Linked DNA regions of Mus musculus: region 2 is linked to region 1. Evidence: chromatin loops called from intact Hi-C (ENCODE). Cell type or tissue: left cerebral cortex. All regions are shown on one strand. Each heading gives the region's core, and the rest is flanking DNA. Links, peaks and the distances in the headings are about the cores only.

What was found. Peaks named below come from ENCODE experiments on the same cell type or tissue, not always from the same donor. Only the 100,000 strongest peaks of a DNase experiment are listed, where the experiment ranks them.
Region 2: it touches region 1 in a loop (5-fold over the local background); 3 of 42 quality-filtered maps call a loop at or near these places.

The regions. Positions count from the first base shown.
Region 1 is chr16:16,865,669-16,876,868 of GRCm38, reverse strand. Vpreb1 (pre-B lymphocyte gene 1) reads left to right here and starts at 7,614. Exons shown (of 2, transcript NM_016982.2): 1 at 7,614-7,803; 2 at 7,891-8,468. The coding sequence starts at 7,758. The coding sequence ends at 8,273. It overlaps Top3b (topoisomerase (DNA) III beta), which reads right to left and starts at 6,133. Exons shown (of 18, transcript NM_011624.3): 1 at 5,814-6,133. In left cerebral cortex, for the core only: a CTCF peak has its summit at 6,194; DNase peaks (open chromatin) are centred at 5,726 and 6,116; H3K4me3 peaks cover 1,731 bases; H3K27ac peaks cover 1,272 bases.
Region 2 is chr16:16,592,142-16,603,341 of GRCm38, reverse strand. Fgd4 (FYVE, RhoGEF and PH domain containing 4) reads left to right here and starts at 3,364. Exons shown (of 17, transcript NM_001301817.1): 1 at 3,364-3,564. The coding sequence starts at 3,414. In left cerebral cortex, for the core only: a CTCF peak has its summit at 6,568; DNase peaks (open chromatin) are centred at 3,055, 3,323 and 6,513; H3K4me3 peaks cover 1,220 bases.

The sequences.
Region 1 (11,200 bases), core at 2,207-10,206:
GTATCCCAACTAACCAAGTTTTCAAACCTCCAGTGCCAGGAATGAGTAACAGCTTGTTGAGCAGGCCAAAGAGGCACCATGGACACCCCCACACATCTCAGACTGTTGTCAAGGCTATTGGTTGCTCTCCACAATCCAAAGTTAAGGTCCTATTACTTTAGAGAACACTTCTATATGGCGTCAAACATGGAAAAGGTGAGCTGGTGCTGAACTAGAGGTTTCACCCCTACTGACTAGCATTCATGGTATTGCAGAGTATTCTGTATGCTACCAGAGGAGAAAGCATCAGTATCTTAGCTATAATCCATGCAACTGACAACAGACACTTACAAATCATATTGGTGCAATAGTGGTATGAATGTTATAGGAGTAACCAACCACTTTCTGATAAGATTTAAGGCTCACTCCATGAGATGGAAGCCATCCTTGACACTGCTAAGGCAGCTGAGAACCTGATACTAGACAGTTCACAGGCCTACAGCAAAGCCAAATGCCATTGCTCTGCTATAGGAACACAGCAGTAAAATGACTCCTAATGGCATTCTTCTATACCCAAAAATCAGCACCTTGCTTGACTGTCATCCAAGTTTCTTTTTGTAGCAGATAGGAACTAACTCATAATTGGACAATGTGCAGAGAGTAAGAGATTCAGATCTAAATGGAATGTCTTTATTAAACCCCTCTCCTCAGGGATCTGGGGTTATGTGGAAGAGGAAGAAAAAATATTTTAAGAGCCAGAGGTAATGGATGACTTCAACTAATGCACATGTGAACTTGCAGGGACTGTGGCAGCATGCACAAGGTTTACACAGGTTTCAGCCAGATGAGGTCCCAGCACTGAGAGAAAGACGTGGATAAGAGCTCCCATCCCTAACCAAGAAGCTATCTGCAATTGATATTAACTTGCAAAGGAAAAATTAATTTTCTATAACAGAGTCTCAATGTATACATTAACTACACCTCAGGGCATGCACTATGCCCAGTAGTTGGCCAATCCAAAATGATCCAAGAGTACCTTTGTAGTCTTTTTGTCTCATTTTGCTATGTTTGGACATTTTATGTTTTACTGATATTTTGCTTTTTTACTTTGATTTTCATTTGTATGGTTGTATGTATGTATGTGTGTGTGTTTTAAAAGAAAAAAAAAGGAATACAAAGTTGGGTGGGTAGAGATGTAGAGAGGAATTCAGGGAGGGGAAAACATGATCAAAATATAATATATGAAAAAATTTTTTTCTAGTAAAAGATGTTAAAAAAAACCCAACAAGCAAAAGAACCAAAACCTAAAAGCAAAGCAAAACAAAACAAAACAACCCTATTTGGGCACTTGAAATGTAGAGGTAAGAGAATCAACAGTTTAAAGTCATACTAGGGAACTCAGGGCCAGCCTGGACTACTTGAGATTCTATCTCAAACAACCCCTCCCCACTCCACCCCAAAAAGGAAAGAAAGAAAGAGAGAAAGGAAGAATGAATTCATTTGGAGGCTCTGCCTGTGCTCCCTGATTGTTCTACCACCCTGAAAAATACTGTTTGGTGACCCCCTCTTCTTTCTGGTGCTGGATATAGAAGCCAAGCTCTAGCATGGAGCTGCACCCAACCTCAGAGCTCTAACGCTGTGTACTGGTGTCAAGCCTCTCTCCCATACCCATACCCCTTGTCCAGGTGTCTGTCTTAACTAACTCACATTACATTGTGCTATGGCCAGTTATACCTTGCAAGAGGACATGCAAACTTCATATCTGGACCACTGTTGGCCCCTGATGTAGCTTTCTGGGCAGGATATATCATTTGAAACCTGCTGGCAGGGGAGGACAAAAGACAATAATAAGCACAAACACCCTACCAACCAAAACCACATCAAACAAAATAAAACAGAAAAAAAAAGATGTATTTTTTCTTTATAATAACATATATATAATATATATATATATCTGTTATATATATATATGTTTTATATGTATGTTTCCCCTGAATATTTGCATGTGGAGCCCAGAAGAGGGTGCTGATTCCCTGGAAATAAAGTTACAGACTGTTGTCAACCACCACATGGGTGATACATATTGAACCTGGGCCCATCTCTCCAGCCCCACGTTCCTTTTTTTTGTTGTTGTTGTGTTGGGGGTTGAACCCAGGGCTCCATGCATGCCAGGCAAGTATCCTAACACCAACCATACCTCCAGTCTCCCTTTCTTTTTGATCCACAGACATACAACATTACTGTTTTGTAACAAGAGTTTTACTCTGTATTTTAGGTTGACCTTGAACTGGTGGCAATCCTCTTGTCTCAGTCTCTCAAAGTGACAAAATTATAGTCCTAGGCCACCATGTCTAGCTGCATTAATATTTATAAATACACTATTGTATATATTTTAAAACCCGAAGACTTTTGTTCAGACAAGGTCAACCTTCTGGGTAAAGGTGACGTGAGACATCTGCTTCCTAATGAGACGACTCAGTGAGTGATGTGCTTGTCGTGCAAGCATATGGACACAAGTTTGATCCTTAGGACCAACATGAAGAGCAAGATGTGGTAGCATGGGCTTAGAATCCCAGCACTGGGAAAGTGGAGAGGCTGATCACAGTGCAAGCTGGCTAGCTAATCTAGCAGAAATGGTAAGCTGTAGGTTTACTGAGAAGCAAGCACAGAAACAAATGATAAGTGCTAGTGAGACTGTTCACGTGGACAGTGAGCCCTGTGAGGCAGACAGGACTGTGATGGAAGGACCAGATGAGACAGCCGTGAGAAAACATTGCTGGGGAATTGTCATCAGCATTATCATTCAAAGTAAAGATCAGAAACAACCTAGTAGTCAGCAAAGAGCACTGTTTAGAAACAATGAAGATGTCAATGAAAATTCCTTCACTAAAAGGGTTTCTGTTACTCCTTATCATGTATGGAGGTGAACCTGGGCTGTTACAGTCCTTGCTCTGGGGCCATAAAAGAATAAAAATTGCCCCAAGTAAAAACTTGAATGTTTTCCCTAAATATAAAATTTCACACAAGAGCCAAGTATTTTCAAAAACTGTCTTGCCTCTGACTTCCTGACCTAACTCCCCCTGAGAACCACACTTGGCACCGCAGGCCTGTCTATCCATGGCTTATCTAGGTTATTGCTGTTTCTTTGGTACCTAGTGTGCAATGCTTGTTTGCTGGAGCAATGAAAAGAAATGACTGGGAATTGTCATAGCCTCTGATGTCCATTCTGGGGAAGTTTTGGTTCTATCAGATAGAGGAGTCAGAGGCCAGAAAGGAAAACTGGAAACAGATTATTCTATGAAGGTTTTTAAAGTTCCTGTCTCTTCCAAAGAAAGTACTAGGTGTTGGGACAGTCCTGCCACTGTGGTTGGGATGGAGACACTGTCATCATATTGTTCTATAATGGGAACATGGGTCACACTAGAGCTGGAGTTGTAGGACATGGATTTGACCCTGAACCTGTTTGCTCTAGAACCTGTGCTCTATCCTGTTGCCTCTAAGAATGTTTTTGCTATATTGCCCTGTAGTACTTACTAAGCCTGATATAGACTCCTATCGGGTTCTTACCTTATAGCTCCTGAAAAATAAGCTAGCTATGTGACAGCAGGGACTTTTTTTTCTCACTCTAATGGGAAGTAGTAGATGGTGAGCAAACACAATTGAATGAATCTCTGAATACATGACAACAGTTTTACCTGTAAAACTAATAATATGCTTATATATCATTAAAATCAAAACCAAACCAAACCAAACCAAAAACTTACTTTATGTTGGGTTTGGTAGGAGGCAAGTAGATCTCTTAGCATGAGTTTGAAGGCAGCCTGGTCTATACAGTGAGTTCCAGGACAGTCAGGGCTACACAGTGAGACCTCATCACATTAAAAACAGCAGCAGCAGTAGCAACAGCAGCAACACCTAACGTTACTGCCAGCAAACACTTCTATTTCTAGGCATTCTTTCTCTCTGGTTTCCAAGTTTTGGGAATTTTGTATCTCTTCTTCTCTTCTACAACCTAAGATCCAAATTATTGACTAGACTGACAAGTCCCTTCAGACACAGACACGCTGCCTTAGCCGGACTCTGTCACATATCCAGGTAAAGGTCAGTAATAGAAAGGCACAACTCGCTCTCAGCTGCCGTCCACTTGCCAGGCTATGCAGCTGCCGTCCACTTTGAATATACATTTATCTTCAGCTTTGACTCAAAACAAGTAAGTAGTTTTAGCACTTCAGCACAAGGGGACTTTGTAATGCTCTATCACTATTTCAAAGGAAGAAAAAAGATTTCTAATGCCAAGTATGCTGGCATACACCTGTAACTGCATCTTTCACGAGGCTGGATGCGGCAGGGGAAGCTTGAGTTTTAGGCTATACTCAGTTACATAGCAATAAGCTGTTTAAAACATTTTTTTTTTCTTCTTTTAAGGTACAGAACTAGACAATCCAGGGCCTTGACAGGAACATTTCCCTTTACCTAGACCAGATTCTACTCTAGAGAGCTTTTGTAACTGTGATTAATGTCAAGACTTCCCTAATTAAGGCTCATCTTCCATTTCAAAGTGAAAACCAATGAGAAAACCTGGACTTGATGGCTTATAAGCATCACCTACACACCACACTCACACTTTGTGACTCTGAAACAACACTATTCACTTAAGCTTTTGCTGTGTGTGTGTGTGTGTGTATGTGTGTGTATTGGGCAAAGACAGCGTCTTGTGTGGCCAAGGCTGGCCTCTTAACTATATAGCCACTACGGCCTTGATCTTCCTATCTTCAACTCCTGAGTGCTGGGAATTCAGGAGTACACCAAAATGTCTAGCCAAAATTTTTATATATGATCACTTAAATAAGACTCCTTAACATAAACCTACATGATATACCAAGTCTTTTCTGCCAAGGCTCTGACACTATAGTTTGTCCTATTCTGGAGTTAGGTAAGCAAAGGGCTATTTAGGTGTGGATTGCAAAGAGAGAATAGCAAGACAACCTGCCCATTCTTTGCCACACCTCACTAATCAGTGTCCCTTGGAAAGCACTGTAAATATGGAGGTTTCTTTTTGTATTATGTAGTAGTGGATTTAACTTGAGGAGCCCCAAAAGGGGTCAGCAAAGCATGGGAAATCTAAGAATTTAACACTTCAGTGACTTTTAATCACCTACAGATCCAGGAAAATAAGCCTGTCTCTTAACTCCTTCTTTGTATCTAGTATGCTGCAGCTCTGTCTACCAACATTGCTATAAAATAGGAGTTAAAGTTAAACAAACAAATAAACAGTTATTTTGTGTGTGGATATGTATGGGCACGCACATGCTGCCGGTCACAGGTCAGAAGACAAATTGTGGGATTCAGCTCTCTCTTTTTACAACGTGAGTTCCCGGGGTCGGAACCTTGGTTGTAAGAGCGCTGAGCCATCTCATCATCCTAGTTTAAAAAGCCAGAATAAATCGCAGTGCATAACAATTCAGACTAGCGACAAGGGACCTTGGCGAACGGTGAAAATTCCCCCCTTTCTCTGGCTATCAAATCCAAGTCGTCCTGGCTTTTCACAGTCCTGTTCCCAAAGGCCGGGTTCCAAATAGGTTAAGAGAGGTCATCCGTTCTTCCCTATGCATAACTAGCTGGCCCTCGACTCTAGCTCATTGGTTTACCCAAGTTTTCTCCTAATCTGCAGAGATCAAGTCCGAGAACAGCCTGGGTCTCCAGACAGAGCAGGCTCCGGGAGGCAGCGAGTGGAACCTTCGGATAAGAACGCAAACCGCAGGCCTGAGCCTCTGTGGGCAGCACAACTTCCCTGAGCCGGTTTCCCTACCCTCAACTAGGGGGAAACGTCTCACCTCGGGGCCGCGGGGAGCTCGTTGGAAAAGCGACCACTGCCCACTAAACGCGGCTCCACCGCCGCCCAGAGGCCCCACGGCGAGGGCTGGATGGCGAAAAAGCCGCGCCAGGGCAGGACCCTCCCCCACGCCCCCGCCCGGGTCGGAGCGCTGCTACCATTCCGGAAATGCCTGGGGAAAGCCAGCGTCTTCCGCTTCCTCGAGCAGCCAGCATCCCACTGCTCACCCGCCGTGCCGCTGCGCCTCTCGCTCCGGCTGTGCTTTCCCCGGTGGCCACTCACGAACTCACTTCCGGCTCTGTCCGTCTGTGGCGTCCCCTCATCTGCCCTCCGATGTCGACACTAAGGTGTCTGCAAGTTCCGAGGCTGGTGAGTTCCGGGTGCCTTGCTGTCTGCTTCCTGTTGGGAGCAGCAGGGGCTCCCCAAGTCTCCATTGTGTCTCCAAAAAATCATCCGGAGAAGACATTAATGACGATTGTCAGTATGATTACGAGAACTGATGAAAATATGCAATTAATGATTAAAATAAAAATGTAAAGTTTATTTTTATTTGATATGCATTGGTGTTTTGCTTGCATATGCACATCCGTGCGGGGGTGTCAAATTCCCTGGAACTGGGGATAGTTGTGAGCTGCCATATGGGTACTGGGAATTGAACCCAGGTCCTTAACCACTTAACCAGCCCAATAATTAAAATAATTTAAACATTTCAGATAGCAGGCTTTTTCAGTGTTAGCAACATCTGTGAGCGGGATGGTGGCTCTTACCAGGAATCAAGCAATCAGAAGGTTGAGACAGCGAGTTAGAGGTCATTCAGGGCTACATAGTGAATTTCATTCCAGCTTGGGACTATAGGCTATACAAGACAAAACAAAACAAAGCACCTTTTAAAATTTTGAAGACCACACTACTTGTGTTAATGTATCTGGAAGATAATATGTAATTTTTTTAGAGTATTAGAATTATGGAAGTTTTAAAATAGTTTTGATGACTTTATTAGCATACCGTTTTTTAATAGCCTGGTATGGTGGCTCACAACTTTGATCTCGGCACTTGGGAGGCAGAGAAAGGCAGATTTCAGTGAGTTCGAGGCCAGCCTCATCTGCACATTGAGTTCCAGAATAGCCAGCCAGAGCAAAATAGTGGGATCCTGTCTTAAAAAAAAAAAAAAATATATATATATATATATGTATGTATATATTCAGATTGTCTCATTATGTAGCCAAGGCCATCCTGGAACTCACTGGAACTCACTGTGGACCCAGGCTGGCCTCAAACTTATGTTTTTAAGCCATCCTTTTGTTACCAAGACTGGCTATGACAGCCCCAACTTGTCAACGAGACAAGTAAGAAACCTATAAGATGGCTCAGCAGGCAGACAGTGGCTGCCAAGCTGGCCATGTGAACACAAAAGAAATGAAAATAAAAATGTAATTAAAAGAGATAATACTAAAAAGCAGAGGAAGGAGATTTATTTAGTGTGCTCACATATGGTAGAGGAACATCTAAAGAGGCCCAGTGACTGCTCCCACACATATTTGGGGTCTGATATGAGGCTTAGGTTTAAGGAGAAAACTCTTGTCCCCTTTACCAGGCATTTAAAGTGAACTACAGATCTGCTTATTTGGGGCTCAGCCTCTCAAGGGGAGTTGAGGTCACTCTCCCTCAGGGAGACAAGCCCGCAGTCCTGGGTTCTGGCCCATGACGTTCCAGCAGGTGCTTCCTCCCAGAATGCTTCCCTGGGTCAAACCCAGAGCCACAAAGGCTTCCATTAGACCATTCTGGTAAGTGACAGAGTCACAGAGCCCAGAAAGCCTGGGAGGGTGGTGAGCAGGAACCAGGGGTGCAGTGACCCTCTCCCCAAAGCAGGGAGGAGAGTGCTTCCCAGCTGGTCAGGGCCCAGGAGCAGTGGCTGTAGGGGGCAGGGTGCTGCAGGTCTGGAGCCATGGCCTGGACGTCTGTCCTGCTCATGCTGCTGGCCTATCTCACAGGTAAGGAAACTCTTGGGGCCCAGGGCTTCTTTGCTCCTCCTATGGCCTTGCTCTGCCCCAGTGATGGACATGCTTCTATCTTCTCAGGTTGTGGCCCTCAGCCCATGGTGCATCAGCCACCATTAGCATCTTCTTCCCTTGGAGCCACCATCCGCCTCTCCTGTACCCTGAGCAACGACCATAACATTGGCATTTACAGCATTTACTGGTACCAGCAGAGGCCGGGCCACCCTCCCAGGTTCCTGCTGAGATACTTCTCACACTCAGACAAGCACCAGGGTCCCGATATCCCACCTCGCTTCTCCGGGTCCAAAGATACGACCAGGAACCTGGGGTATCTGAGCATCTCTGAACTGCAGCCTGAGGACGAGGCTGTGTATTACTGTGCCGTGGGGCTCCGGAGCCAGGAAAAGAAGAGGATGGAGAGGGAGTGGGAAGGAGAAAAGTCGTATACAGATTTGGGATCTTAGGCTCTGGAGACATTCAGACCCTGAACTGAAGACAGAGTTTGCTTTGCTCGGCTAGTCTGGTATGGGAAGGAGGGGTAGAACGTGAGGTTTTGCAGAGCCTAGAAGATGGAATTATGCAGCTTTTCCTTGTTCTGCGGTGTTGCTATGAGCCCCCATTGGAGGCTGGATTGTAGAATTAAAGCTGTTTTTACTGAATTTGGTCTGGCTGGTTTGTGATCTCAGAACAAGTTTAAGAGCTGGCTAGGTCAAAGGTCATGCTCAGTTTGGCCAGGTACCCATCTCTGAGGCAGAACATTTGTCTGAACCCTATTGTTATGATCACGGGGCAAATGGATGATAAAAGCATCTTGGAGGGGGACCTTCTTGCAAAGGATGGGGTCTCCTGTTGTCATCTCCACAGTTACCGAGCAAAGGAGCCCAGCAAATGCCATCCCTGGGCCTCTACTTTGGGGGAGAGCAGGTGCCAAGTGACAGGTGTGGAGCAGGTTTACCTCATTGTTACTAGAGTGATGATTTGGGATGGACAGACCTTTGTGTTACCTAGCCTGTAATCCTACTGGGGTGTGCTCTCCACATTTTCTCTGCTGTTAGAAGTAGGTTGTAGTTGGTGCAAACTAGCAAAGGTCTTTGACCAAACTTCAGCTAAGTCTGTCTGGGTTCGATTCTCAACTAGGCTTCAACCCTGGCTCATGAAGACCACTCAAACACCTAGTTCCTGACATCAGAAGATCTCGTGTTTAGAAGGACCCAAGGCCCTCTTGAAGTATCTTCTGAAAGCTGAAGAATAAAATATACTCTGGTGAGGCACCTGTTACAGTCTATACTGAAGAACAGGAATCTAACCTCAAAATACCTGAGTTAGCACAACTGGTATGGAGTTGGCAAAAACCGCACATTTCTGATTATAAACCAGTGATTAATGAAGGTGACTGCTGGTATCAGGACCTCCCAAACCTATGACATCACATAGGTGACAGACCCGTTACCAAGGCAACAGCTACCATATTCCCAGAATCCACTTGGCTCACCCCCCCATCTTTACCTGCATTACATCGTTTTCCATATAAATAAGGGGAATGCCCCTCTCCCCTCTCTCTTTTTCCCCTTCTCTTTCTGCCACCACCTCTTCCCTTTCACCTTTCACACGTGGAACTGCTTGTTCCAAGTGTGTTGTGTTCAGACTAGAGCTGCTATTGTAACACACCAGTGACTATATGCAAATATGACATTCTATACAAAGGACATGTCTTTGGTATTTGAGGGTCATGGAGCCATATACCATGGATACCAAGGGCAAGTCTTTTTCCCAGTTTGTAATTTATTTTTCATTTAAGAAATGATTTTATTTCTTCTTCTTCTTCTTTTTCTTCTTCTTCTTTTTCTTCTTCTTCTTCTTCTTCTTCTTCTTCTTCTTCTTCTTCTTCTTCTTCTTCTTCTTCTTCTTCTTCTTCTTCTTCTTCCTCCTCTTCTTCTTCTTCCTTCTTCTTCTTCTTCCTTCCTCCTTCCTTCTTCCTCTTCTTCTTCTGTGGTTTTTCGTAGAACAGGCTGGCCTCAAACTCAGAAATCTGCCTGCCTTTGCCTCCAAGTTTGAAATTACTTCTTATTTGTGTGTGTGTGTGTGTGTGCATGAGTGCATACCACATGAACGCTGGGGCTTGTGGAGGCCAGAAGAGGGCATGGAATCTGGAGCTTACACCTGCCTGATGTGTGCTAAGAACTAGAACCACACTTGGGTCCTCTGGTAACAAGTGCTCATGATCACTGAGCCCCACTTTTTTTCCATCTTTAAAAATTATGTCTCAGGGTAGCATATGATGTAATGGGTTTCATCTTGGCATTTTTATTCACTTGTGTTATTGTACTGTAAGGGTTCATGATTCTCCAAAGAATGGTATCCCAAACTCAAATAGTATGTAAACACAAAGAGTGTTTATTCTGCAGAAGTGCAGCATGCAGGGGGTCTCCCCATTGCCAGATAGAGACACACCCAAGTGAGCTTTGCAGGCTGGATTTAAAGCACATCATGCTACTGGGGTAGGTGACCTCTGTGTTAATCTGTTGGGCCCATCCCTAAGGCCATTCCATTACTGTGGTGTGGGGGTTGGAAACTTGATGGGGAGGTCTGGAAACTTACTGTGGAAGTAGCTGAGGAAGTCTAGAAACTGCTGCTGCCCCATTGTCCTTGCCTCAGGCCAAGTGGCTGGGACATTCCATTACCTGGGCGTGAAGGCTGGAGCCTGGAATTTTTTCCATTTGTTATTGACTTGCTTGTGCTTGCCTGGACTTGCCCATTTTTAAGCCTAGTCTCCTTAACTGCAATTTGAAGTCTGTCCTGGAATTGGCCCAGTTTTCTCAGTACTTTGTTATTATACATTCTGCTTTCCAAGTCTGTGACTGCCCTGCCCCCTGCTTCCTGTGGCAGGCCTCCTGTCACACAGATAACCCTGCCTTTTCTGCTTTCATGTCACCTGCATTCCATCATCGTTTTTGTCACTTTTAAGATTCTTTTCATGATCCCCTTTCTCATTTCATGATCTAAAAGCACAAACATACACTTACTGTTTGCATTCTAAGTACTTCCTCACAGTTACCTGGCAACAGCCAGGTGTGCCTGACTCACTATAAAAGGGGCTGCTTCCCCCCCCCCCCATTCTTGCTCTCTCTTGCTCTTGTCTTCCTGCTCCAGTTCTCTCCCCATTCCCCTCCCCCTCTCTCCCCATGATCATGGCTGGCCTTTACCCCCCCCCTCTGTCTCTACTACCCTCTTGACTCCCCTCCCCATGCCCTGAATAAACTCTATTCTATACTATACCAGATCATGTGGCTGGTCCCTCGGGGGGGGGGGGGGGGAAGGGATGCCTCAGCACGGGTCTGCTGAGGTACCCGCTTCCCCACACCTCACCACACATCCACCAGAACATACCCCC
Region 2 (11,200 bases), core at 1,975-9,974, 270 kb after region 1:
GTCTGGTGGTTCCTCAGAAAATTGGACATAGAACTACCTGAGGACTCAGCAATACTACACCTGGGCATATAATCAGAAGATGCTCCAACATGCAGTAAGGATACATGCTCCACTATGTTCATAGCAGCCTTAATTATAATAGGAACTGGAAAGAACCCAGATGTCCCTCAACAGAGAAATGGATACAAAAAATGTGGTACATTTACACAATGGAGTACTACTCAGCAATTAAAAAAAATGAATTCATGAAATTCTTAGGCAAATGGATGGAACTAGAAAATATCATCCTGAGTGAGGTAACCCAATCACAAAAGAACACACATGATATGCACTCACTGATAAGTGGGTATTAGCCCCAAAGATCCAAATAACCAAGTTTCAATTCACAGACCACATGAAGCTCAAGAAGAAGGAAGACCAAAGTGTGGGTGCTTCTGTCTCCTTTAGAAGGAGTACAAAATACTCACAGGAGCAAATATGGAGATAAAGTATAGAGCAGAGACTGAAGGAAAGGCCATTCAGAGACTGTCTGACCTGGGGATTCATCCCATATACAGTTACCAAATTCAGACACTATTGTGGATGCCAAGAAGTGCTTGCTGATCAGAGCCTGAGGTGTCCATCTCCTGAGAGACCCTGCCAGAGCCTTACAAATACAGAGGTAGATGCTGCTGGCAGTCAACCATTGGACTGAACGTAGGGTCCCTAGTAGAAGAGTTAGAGAAGGGATTGAAGGAGTTGAAGGGGTTTGCAACCCCATAGGAAGAACAACAATATCAACCAACCAGCCCCCCCCCCAGAACTCCCAGGGACTAAGCCATCAACAAAAGGGTACACATGGCTCCAGCTGCATATGTAGCAGACGATGGCCTTGTCATGCATCAGTGGGAGAGGTCCTTGTTCCTATGAGGGCTCAGTAAATACCCCAGTGTAGGGGAATCAAGGGTGGGGAGTTGCAAGTGGGTGGGTGGGTGGGTAGAGGAACACTCACATAGAGGTGTAAGACCCCCTTTCGGGGACCCCCACTCTAGCCTCGGGAGAGAGAGAGAACCCAAAGAAACATGAGAATCCTTTCTTGTTGTAAACACATGAGGCAGTTTAATGACAGAGCTCTGGGTCAAAACGTATCTAACACAGGAGACAGTGGATTCGACCCCAAGGCTCGAAAACTAGGGGGTCTTAATGGGGTAAGGGGCTTAGGGGTGTGGAATTCAGCATAGTGACACACTATTGGCTTATTTAAACATTAACAGAAGAATTACATGTACGTGCAGGGTGTCAGAGTTCTGTGAGTTGTTGACTCAGTTCAGATAGCCTGTTATGTCCTCACATTCCTCTTTATCTTTAAGGTTAAGCTGTTCTCAGGAATGTTTTAGCTACGGGGCATACCCGGGTTTGTTTTTCTTTTTTCTCAGCCCCAGGCAGCCTCTAGGCTCACAAACAACCAGCAATTTCTGAGTACTTTATATGACTTACAGGTCTTGAAATTTCATCTTTCAGAGGCAGGGGGATAGAGGATGGAATAGGGGGGTTTCCTTTCTGGGAGGGGCGGAAACCAGGAAAGGGGATAACACTGAAATGTAAATAAAGAAAATATCCAATAAAAAAAGAAGAAAAAAAGAACTCTAAAGCACATTAGTGCATTATCACTAAATTCCTGAAGGCAGTGTTAGGAATGAGTTGCTATGGTCCATTTTCAGTATGAAGTGTGCTAAAATGTTCCTGAGCTGCAGATAAGCAGGCATCCCCAGGCTCATCTCTCTCCTCTCTAAAGGCTGGAGTCAACTTATCTCACAACTCTGTAGAGTTGGAAAATTACATGTAGTCTGTTATGCAACTAAGTCTAGATGAAAGAAGGAGGGCAATGTGAAGTCCTAAATTATTTTTTAAGTAAGGTACTATATCCTAAATCAATAAGATGGGGATTTGAGAGCAAGTCTGTTCATGAGAGAGAGAGGACAAACTTTTCTTGTATTTAGGGGACTTTAAAAGCTATTGTCGGGCTGGTGAGATGGCTCAGCGGTTAAGAGCACCCGACTGCTCTTCTGAAGGTCCTGAGTTCAAGTCCCAGCAACCATATGGTAGCTCACAACCATCCGTAAGGAGATCTGACTCCCTCTTCTGAAGTGTGTGAAGTGTCTTCTGAAGTGTCTGAAGACAGCTGCAGTGTACTTAGATATAATAAATAAATAAATCTTTAAAAAAAAAAAAAGCTATTGTCTTGAGCCAGGTAACCATGTTAGCTACTTTTGTCTTTTCTCTGTGGTCATGTCCTTTTTCTGCCGTGGAAATGTACATTGGAAACTGCTTCATATTCATAAATCTGTTGACTTTATTACTACATTATCTTTAACAGTGGTCATGATAAACTGGGTCTTGTGCTGTTCTGGAAACCAGTGTTATTCTGTGGATGAAATCTGAAGGGAATCTGTCTGCACCGACTGACTGGCTGGTTAGAACTTCAGTACTGTAGAGAGGTTAGAACGCTGCAAGCCCAGAGGCTAATTAACTTACCTTGGCCTAGCTTTAGCCCAGGGGAACAGTCATTTCTTGTCCACCTCTACTTTAAAACTAACATCCCATGACTAACAGATTAAACTAACCTTTGGAATCTATTGACTGACTTAGATGACTTCTAGCAACCACAAAGCTAAGAATGTCACGAGATAGTATCTCAAGCCTATTCAAAAACCTCCATCTTGCTGGTAACCGCCTCTCTGATATACCTACCAATGGACTTTAAACTTGCCTTGATTTACGACTTTCTTTGTTCTGTGAAACTCTAAGACTGCTTCCGCATTGGAACATGGAATTTGAGGTTGTCTAAATCTGTGTTCCTGGGCCATGGTTACTCAAAAGGGCTGCAGAAGAAACTTTTATTCCCTTTAAGGTGAGAGCTGCGCTTCCTTATTGCTTGAACAGCGCTCCCGGCAAGCTGATTCGCTTCTTCCAAGAGCCGGCGGTGCATCTGGAATTCCGGCTTCTCAGTCATTTTCAAAGCTGGGTTTCCTTACCTAAAGTTTGCAGCGCGGTAGCCTGGGAGACTTTGGCTCTTGAAAGTGTGGTGAGTAACAGCCAGACTGTTCTTCCAGCATCCCAGGGCGTGGTCGGTAAGTAAGCTGATGAGGCGTTTCTGAGGTTCAGGTGAGCCAGGCAGGTGCACTCTGCCTTCCCCTGGGCCAATGGGCGACGCCGGTCCCCCCCAAGCCTCTTCGGCGCTCGGGCGGGACCGCGCTGCACTCTGGCGATTGGCTGTGCAGCGGGGGCGGCCTGGGCCGGCCGCTGCCGGAGAGTCCGACGACGGAGTCGGAGCGCAGGCCCGGGAAGCGAGGCCTGCGCGGGGAGGGAGCGCAGGGAGTCGCGCAACCTGGACGCGCGCGGGGCAAGGCTTGCGGGAGTGACCGCAGGCCACCATGAACAGCGAGAGCGACCATAACTTCAGGCGGGTGGCCATCCGGCGGAAGTCAGGCTCCTACCTGCCGCCCGGGATCCCCCGGCCCTGGAGCAGGCCTTCGCCGCAATTGCGGCGCCTTGACCGTGTCGCGCAACCCAGCCAGGCCGCAGGTAATGCGTGGGTGAGCGGAGCGAGGGCGTGCCGCGTGTTGGGGGGCCGGCGGGGGGCGTGCCGCGCGTGTTGGGGGCGTGACGCCTGTGTTGGGGACTGGCGGAGGGCGTGCCGCGTGTTGGGGGCTTGACGGGGTGTTAGGAGTGGAGTGGGTGTGGGTGTGTGCCTTTGGCTGTTGAGGACCTGGGGGAAAGGGCTGCCTTCTGTTGTGAAAGGGATCCTCACAGGTTAGTTACCCCGCAGGACACTATTCCTAGTTAGTTTGTTCTTTCTCCCAAAGCTTCAAGAATATGGCCAGCTTGTTCTTAAAAAACTAAAGGTGTGCCCTTAGAAAAAGCTTTATTAGGAATTGTACAACCTATTTTTCAATATACTGCTGTTTAAGATTCACCAAATTCCTCTGCTCAGTTGACCTTAGTTCCCTGGCGCTCCCTTCCCGAGGGCAAAAGTCAAACACTCAGATAATGTTTATGTTTTTGAATATTTTGAATCTTAAAAAGAAATCTCACCCTTCTTTACTTTCATTTTGTAATGATTGAGCAAGCAGCTTTGTGTTTTTATCAATATGATCAATGTCGAGACTGGTAAATATGCTGTCTATTCCTTGTCCCGAAGCTATAGAAGGCACATGACAGAAAATCGTGATGGATGGTGTGTTAAGTGTGTGTTCACGTTAGATAAGTCAGGATGTGAGATGATGCATGAACTGGATCACGGAGAGTCCTCTGTAATCATTTCCTGTAGAAGTAAGAAACTGATAAAGTATTCTGGAGATCTCTTCCAGTTCTAGCTGTGATTCACCAAACTGAATGAAAATGTTATTAAGTGAAAATGGTTTGCTTTGTCATCGCATTTTGTCACCCGTTGTTTTCAGCACAGACACTGGTCTGATGCCTCTGTTATGTTACTAGATTTATTTTCAAATGCTTTGAAGAGACGATCAAAATATGAAACATCCTCTTTCAAGAGTCACAGTATAGTCTATAAATTATTTCTGCAAAGCAGCTATGCTTGTAGGAGAAAGGGTTCTGTTTGCTCTTTTATTTATTTGTGCCCTCCCCATTCCCCCACCCCCATACTGGGAGTAGAATTCAGGGCACTTGGGTAAGCAGGCTACTACTCACTATGCCCAGCTATCCTGGTTTTTTGTTTGTTTGTTTGTTTGTTTTTTGGTTTTTTTTCCATCCATTGCTGAAGTCTTCTCCTCCTAATTTTTAAATTTGGTCTTCTCCTCCTAATTTTTATTTTTATTTTTTTAAATATATATTTATTTGAGTATACTATAGCTGTCTTCAGACATACCAAAAGAGGGCATCAGATCCTATTACAGATGGCTGTGAGCCAGCCACCATGTGGTTGCAGGGAATTGAACTCAGGACCTCTGGAAGAGCAGTCAGTGCTCTTAACCACTGAGCCATTCCTCCAGCCCTCCTTCTAATTTTTAAATTCAAAGGGAATCTCTAGCAATTTCAGAAATAGAGTACCACCGGGCAGTGGTGGCGCACACCTTTAATCCTAGTACTTGGGAGGCAGAGGCAGGTGGATTTCTGAGTTTGAGGCCAGCCTGGTCTACAGAGTGAGTTCCAGGACAGCCAGGGCTATACAGAGAAACCCTTTCTCGAAAAACAAAACAAAACAAACCAACAAACAAAAACAAAACAAAAAAAGATTTATTTACAGGGATCCATACCATAATCAACCACCAAACGCAGGCACTATTGCATATGCCAGCAAGATTTTACCAACAGGACCCTGATATAGCTGTCTCTTGTGAGGCTATGCCAGTGCCTGGCAGATACAGAAGTGGATGCTCACAGTCATCTATTGGATGGAACACAGGGCCCCCAATGGAAGAGCTAGAGAAAATACCCAAGGAGCTAAAGGGGCCTGCAACCCTATAGAAGGAACAAAAACATGACCTAACCAGTACCCCCCAGAGCTGTGTCTCTAGTTACATATGTAGCAGAAGATGGCCTAGTCGGCCATCAATGGAAGGAGAGGCCCTTGGTCTTGTAAAGATTATATGCCCCAATATAGGGGAATGTCAGGGCCAGGAAGCAGGAGTGGGTGGGTTGGGGACCAGGGTGGGCAGAGGGTATAAGGGACTTTTGGGATAGCATTTGAATTGTAAATGAAGAAAATATCTAATAGAAATTTGTTTAAATAATAATAAAAAAAGAAATAGAGTACCTATGAACAGTAGAGAAGGCTCAGCAGGTAAATTAGATGCTTGCTTCCAAACGTATGACCTGAGTTCCATCCCTGGTACCTGCATGATGGAAGAAGAGAATCAGTTCTGGTGGGAGGTGCACACATGAGTGCTCCCCCATACAATGAGGAAATGCAGTTTTAAGAGAAGTAAAGAGCTTACAGCAGAGCCTTCTAGTTTTGTTATATTGTATCAGTATTGCCCTTCTAGTTTTGTTATATTGTATCAGTATTGCCCTTCCTGTGAGTCAGCCTTTTCTCGTATTATTGTCAACCTTGGGAAAGAATTACTTGTATCTGAATAGGTGTGGCTGCTCCCTTCACACAATAAAATCTGTAGCAACTGAAGGAAAAGGACCTAGTTTTCTAAAACACCTGTTGAAAGTAAAGAATGTAAGAAAAAAGTGTAGAATGTTTCTTCCTTTGAATCAAATCTGACTTTCCTTATTAAATCTCCCCAAACCATCCATTATTAAATAACTGTTTCCTTCATGGAAAAAATAAGCCAAATTAAATTCTTGGGAAGTGCCAGTTCCTTCGGGGGGAAAAATTTATATGTGGGAGCCGCACAATTGAGATGAATCAGAGTGGACAGTCTTCCAGAGGAATGTTACTTTTCTTAAGGAAGGAAGAAAGTAAAAGAAGAACAAGAACTTGGTGGAAACTCTTGTGGTTCCAGGATTTGGAAGACTGAGCAATGAAGGTTGCTGTGAAGGCCAGCATAGGCTGAGGCTCTGCCTCAAAACCAAGCAAGCAGTGACAACAAAATCAAAACAACACCACCAAGTGGACAAAAAGAGAACTCAGCTGTCACTGTTTAGCCACTGTTCTGTGGCTATGAAACTCTCTTTTAAACAGTACTCTTATTGTGTGTCAAAAATAATAAAAACAAAGTCTACAGACTGCATCTCTGCTTTTGACTAGATGTTAAGTATTCACATGAGGGAGGTGAAGTTTAAAATGTTGAAGACAGAAGTTTGGGAGTCATGTAGCACTCGTGAATCCGGTTCCATCACTAGCTATGAGATTCCCCTGCACAGTGGAAGTGGTGATACTCAATAGGACTGGGATGGTGAAAGTAAGGTTACACACATCAGTTGTCAGGAGCCATTTATTCATTCCTGTGTCTCCCCAAATCTGCCACTAAGAAATTCTTTAGTATCACTTGAACGAACAAATGACTATTCTCCCCCTACATGCTACAGTAGCTATTATCATAGAATGTCTTTTTTTTTTAAAAGAAATTTGTTGTGATACACATAAATATAGATGTACATAAATTTATTTCACAAAAATCATACTAGTAAGAGGATTGATGTACAAAGAGAGTCATTAAGTTGATTGGAGAAATTAACTGGTGATTTGGGGCCAGGATTCAAACCTGAAGGTGTCTAGCTTGAGGATGTTTACTATCCCCTTAGGCAGTGTTTTCAAGACTCCTAAGGAAGTGCTTGAGAGCACTCAGAATTAAGAGTAAGAGACTCAGGTAGTCCTTTGTCTTGGAAGGAGTATTTTGACAATTGTGGACCCACTGTTTAATTTTTAAAAGAATTTTATTTTATGTGTATTTGTGTTTTGCCTGCATGTTGATCTATGCACCATGTGCATGCCTGGTGCCCAAGGCGGCAGGAAGGCATTAGATCACCAAGTACTGGAGTCACGGACTGTTGTGAGCCACCGTGTGGGTGCTAAGAATTGACCCTCTAGTGCTCTGGAAGACCAGAGCACTTAACTGCTGAGCCATCTCTCCAGCCTCTGAATTAATGTTTTAAGATTTAGAAGACAGCCAAGCATGGTTACCTGTACCTGTAATTCTAGCATATGGACGCTGAGGCAAGAAGGTTATCATACTTTCAAAGCCCACAAGTGAGTTATTAGCTGCAGGTCAGTCTGGTCTGAAGACTGAGATTCTGTCTCAGACCAGCTCAAGAAGCCATTTGGTTACTCATGCTCTCAAGATCGATTTCTTCATGGGGAAAATTGGTCGTTGCAGAACAGTTTCTTCCCATGGATTCTAATTCGCAGCAGGAACTCAGATGACGTCTTCTCTACAGGCTTCTGGGTTGGTAGGAGGCATTCATTCACACACACCTGAAGTATTCACACCTCATACTTAAAGACATTGCTATGTTACACACAGAGGTGGACAGTGGAGGATGCTTATTGAGGGGTTAAAGACAGCCCAGGATAATTTGATTTATACATTCTAAAGAATACAGACAGTGTAAGATGAAAATGTTTTTGTTGACAGGTGAGATTTTTATCCTGTTTATATTGTAATTATTGAGTATTTATACTTTTACCATCTTATTTGGGGCTTTATCCAGCCTTTTTGTAGGCTTTCCTTTTTCCTCCTGTGGAGTGGAACATATGGAGGGCTTGGGATTGAGGCCATTGTTCCTACTCAGTGTTGTTTCTGCTAACTCAGTAGCTTATTTCTTTTCCTACCCCATTATCTCATGAAGTGCCTGCAGTGAGAACAACAGTCTGTAGAAAACGGAAGTTTGCAGGGGGAAAAAGTCTCTTGTATAGAGTTCAGCCCATGGTCGAGAGTCTACAAAGTTGATTGACTAATGAGAGTTGTAGTGTTTAGGGCCTTACGTCTAAAGAGGCTTTCCCATTGAGGGACATTGCATGAAGTGGGTAGAAAGGAGCATTGTATTCTGGAAAGCCTTTAATAACATAGTCTACATTTCTCAGCTGTCTCTCCATCTTGTTTTCTTCCCAGAAATGTGTTCTACTGGATTTAGCACTCATAGTCCAGACTGTAATTCCAGAGGTGGAAGTATGTATGGAGGCCCAGTTCAAGAAGTTTTAGAGAGAACAGTGTTTCTGTTGGTAGTGTGTGCCATTTTGGCAAAGAAAAGAATCTGTCTGTTTTTTGCCCTTGTCCTAAGAATTTACCCAAGGCTGAATTAAAAAGTAAGGGGTATCCAAAAACAAAACAAAACAAAACAAAACAAAACAAAACAACAAAAGAGCAGGGTGTGGTGGCTCACACCTTTAACCCCAGCACTTGGGAGGCAAAGGCAGGTGAATTTCTGAGTTCCAGGCCAGCCTGGTCTACAGAGTGAGTTCCAGGACAGCCAGGGCTATACAGAGAAACCTTGTCTCGAAAAGCCAAAACCAAAAAAAAAAAAAAAAAAAAAAAAAAAAAAGTAAGGGACAGGATTTTGGCAGAGAAAAAATTTAAGACTGTAAATAATGTTGAGCCTATAAAATGCTTATGCAGTTCTATAGAGCTCTTATGCAGCTCTACAGAGAAGAGCAAATGGGACTAAAAGAAATACAAAATATACAGTTTGGAGAAAAAAAAGAATGTTAAGAAGATTAATGCCTGTGGTGGTTTGAATATGTCCCAGGGAGTGGCACCATTAGAAGGTGTGGTCTTGTTGGAGTAGGTGTGGTCTTGTTGGAGGAAGTGTGCCACTGTGGGGGAGGGCTTTGAGACCCCCCCTAGCTGCCTGAGGAGTCAGTCAGTCTTCTAGCTGCCTTCTGAACAAGATGTAGCTCCTCAGCTCCTCCAGTGCCATGCCTTTCTGGACACTGCCATGCTCTCGCCTTGATGGTAATGGACTGAACCTCTGAACCTAGAAGCCAGTCCCAATTAAATGCTGTCCTTTATAAGAGTTGCCTTGGTCATTGTGTCTCTTCACAGCAATGAAACCCTAAAAAAAAAAAAAAAAAAATGCCACTAAGTGGCTATTTCCTCCTATGTACTAGAACATTGGGAAGGGTGCCTTCAGGGTAAGATCCCCTCCTGGCTAAGTTTACAACTTGTGAAAGAAGAAAGCCTAAGAGGTGGCTCATTTCTAGAAAGCAATTGCTTTAACATACAAAAACTGCTGCTAATGGAGTCAAAGAGTCTGAGAGTCCATCCTAAGTTTGCAGCCAAATTTGGCAGGATTGTTTATGTGTAACTGGCTTTGAAGGCATGAAAGATGCAAGAGAAAAGGACCTGATGGATATTTCCTGACAATTTTAGAGAGATGCTGAAGCAAGACAATACATTGCTGTGTAGTTCCTGTAAAGCAGTAGAGGCCATTGCATGAAACTGAAAGGTAAACATTTTGATGGCACCCCAAAATGTTAGATATGCCAGAGCCATAAGACTTCTGCCAGGGAGAGCTGTAGACTTGGAATAGAACCAGCCCAGGAAAGAATGTATGTTGTAGTCAAGAAAGCTGAAGGGGTGAAGCATATGAGCTGTGACACTGGGTATGGAGTTATAAGACCAATGTTTGCCCAGTTCAATTTTGGTTTTCCCACAGTCCAGTCTTTCCTCAATATGCCCTCCTTCTTCTATATTGGAATACAAGTGTACATTCTGTGTCATTATGTTTGTAATATATAATTTTTTTTATTTTACTGGAGGCTGTCTAGTAGTCTTGAAATGGTGTAGTCTAGGGGTCTTGATCAGGTTCATTTTCTCTGCCAGTTAAAAGCAGAGAATTAAAAGGCAGGAAATGTCTATAATATAAGTGGTAGCAGCAGAGAAATCACAAGCACTGCAGACAGAATCAGAGTTAAAGAATGTGTTTCCTGGGTGTGAGGAGACATATAAATGCAGCAATCACACAGAGAAAAGACCCTCTTCAAGGCAGAGTGGGGATTTGGAAAACTGACAGTCCAGTCTCTTTTACAGGCTTGGGGGGTTTCAAAGGCTCTGAAGAATTTTCTCTCCTATGTCAGGGTTGCTCTGTTTAGACACAGACTGGATGCTTGATTGGTCTGCAACTATGTGTGATATGTCTCAAACTGGCCTTGAGCCACAGGGGGCCTGCTTGTGGGAAACAAAAGCTGCTAGGCTCTTGTTTCAAGCCAGGAGGTCATCTTGTAAATTTACCACCCTTATTCCTTAGCCAGGCCTTTCCATGTGTCTTCCTACCAAGGAGTCTGTCTAACTCCTGGTTTCTCAGCCTTAGATCTCAAAAGAGACTTTGAACATTTGAACAGTATTAAGACTGTTAAAATTGTGGGACTTTTGAAGTTGGATTAAATAAGATAGCCATGAAACTATGGGAACCAGAGAATGAATGGGTGATTTGAAGGAGAAACATCCTTGTAGGCTCTGGTATTTGAACACTTGACATCCAGTTGGTGGGAATGTTTGGGAGTTTATTGACCCCTTAGGAGGTGCAGCCATGTTGTAAGTAATATAACAGTAGAGTCAAGCTTTGACAGTTTACAGATTTGACAGACTATCTGCTTCCTGGGTATGGATATGTACATTTCAGCTCTCTTCCTGTTTGGATGTATGCAGTGATGGACTTTTCTGGAGTAGTAAGTCAAAATAAACTCTTCAGCAAGTTGTTCTTGGAATTTTATCACAGCATGAAAAGTACAATGGCCAAAGAATATATAATGATCCAAAAATTTAGGTGACAGCAGATGCTGGTAAGGATGTGGAGAAAGAGGAACACTCCT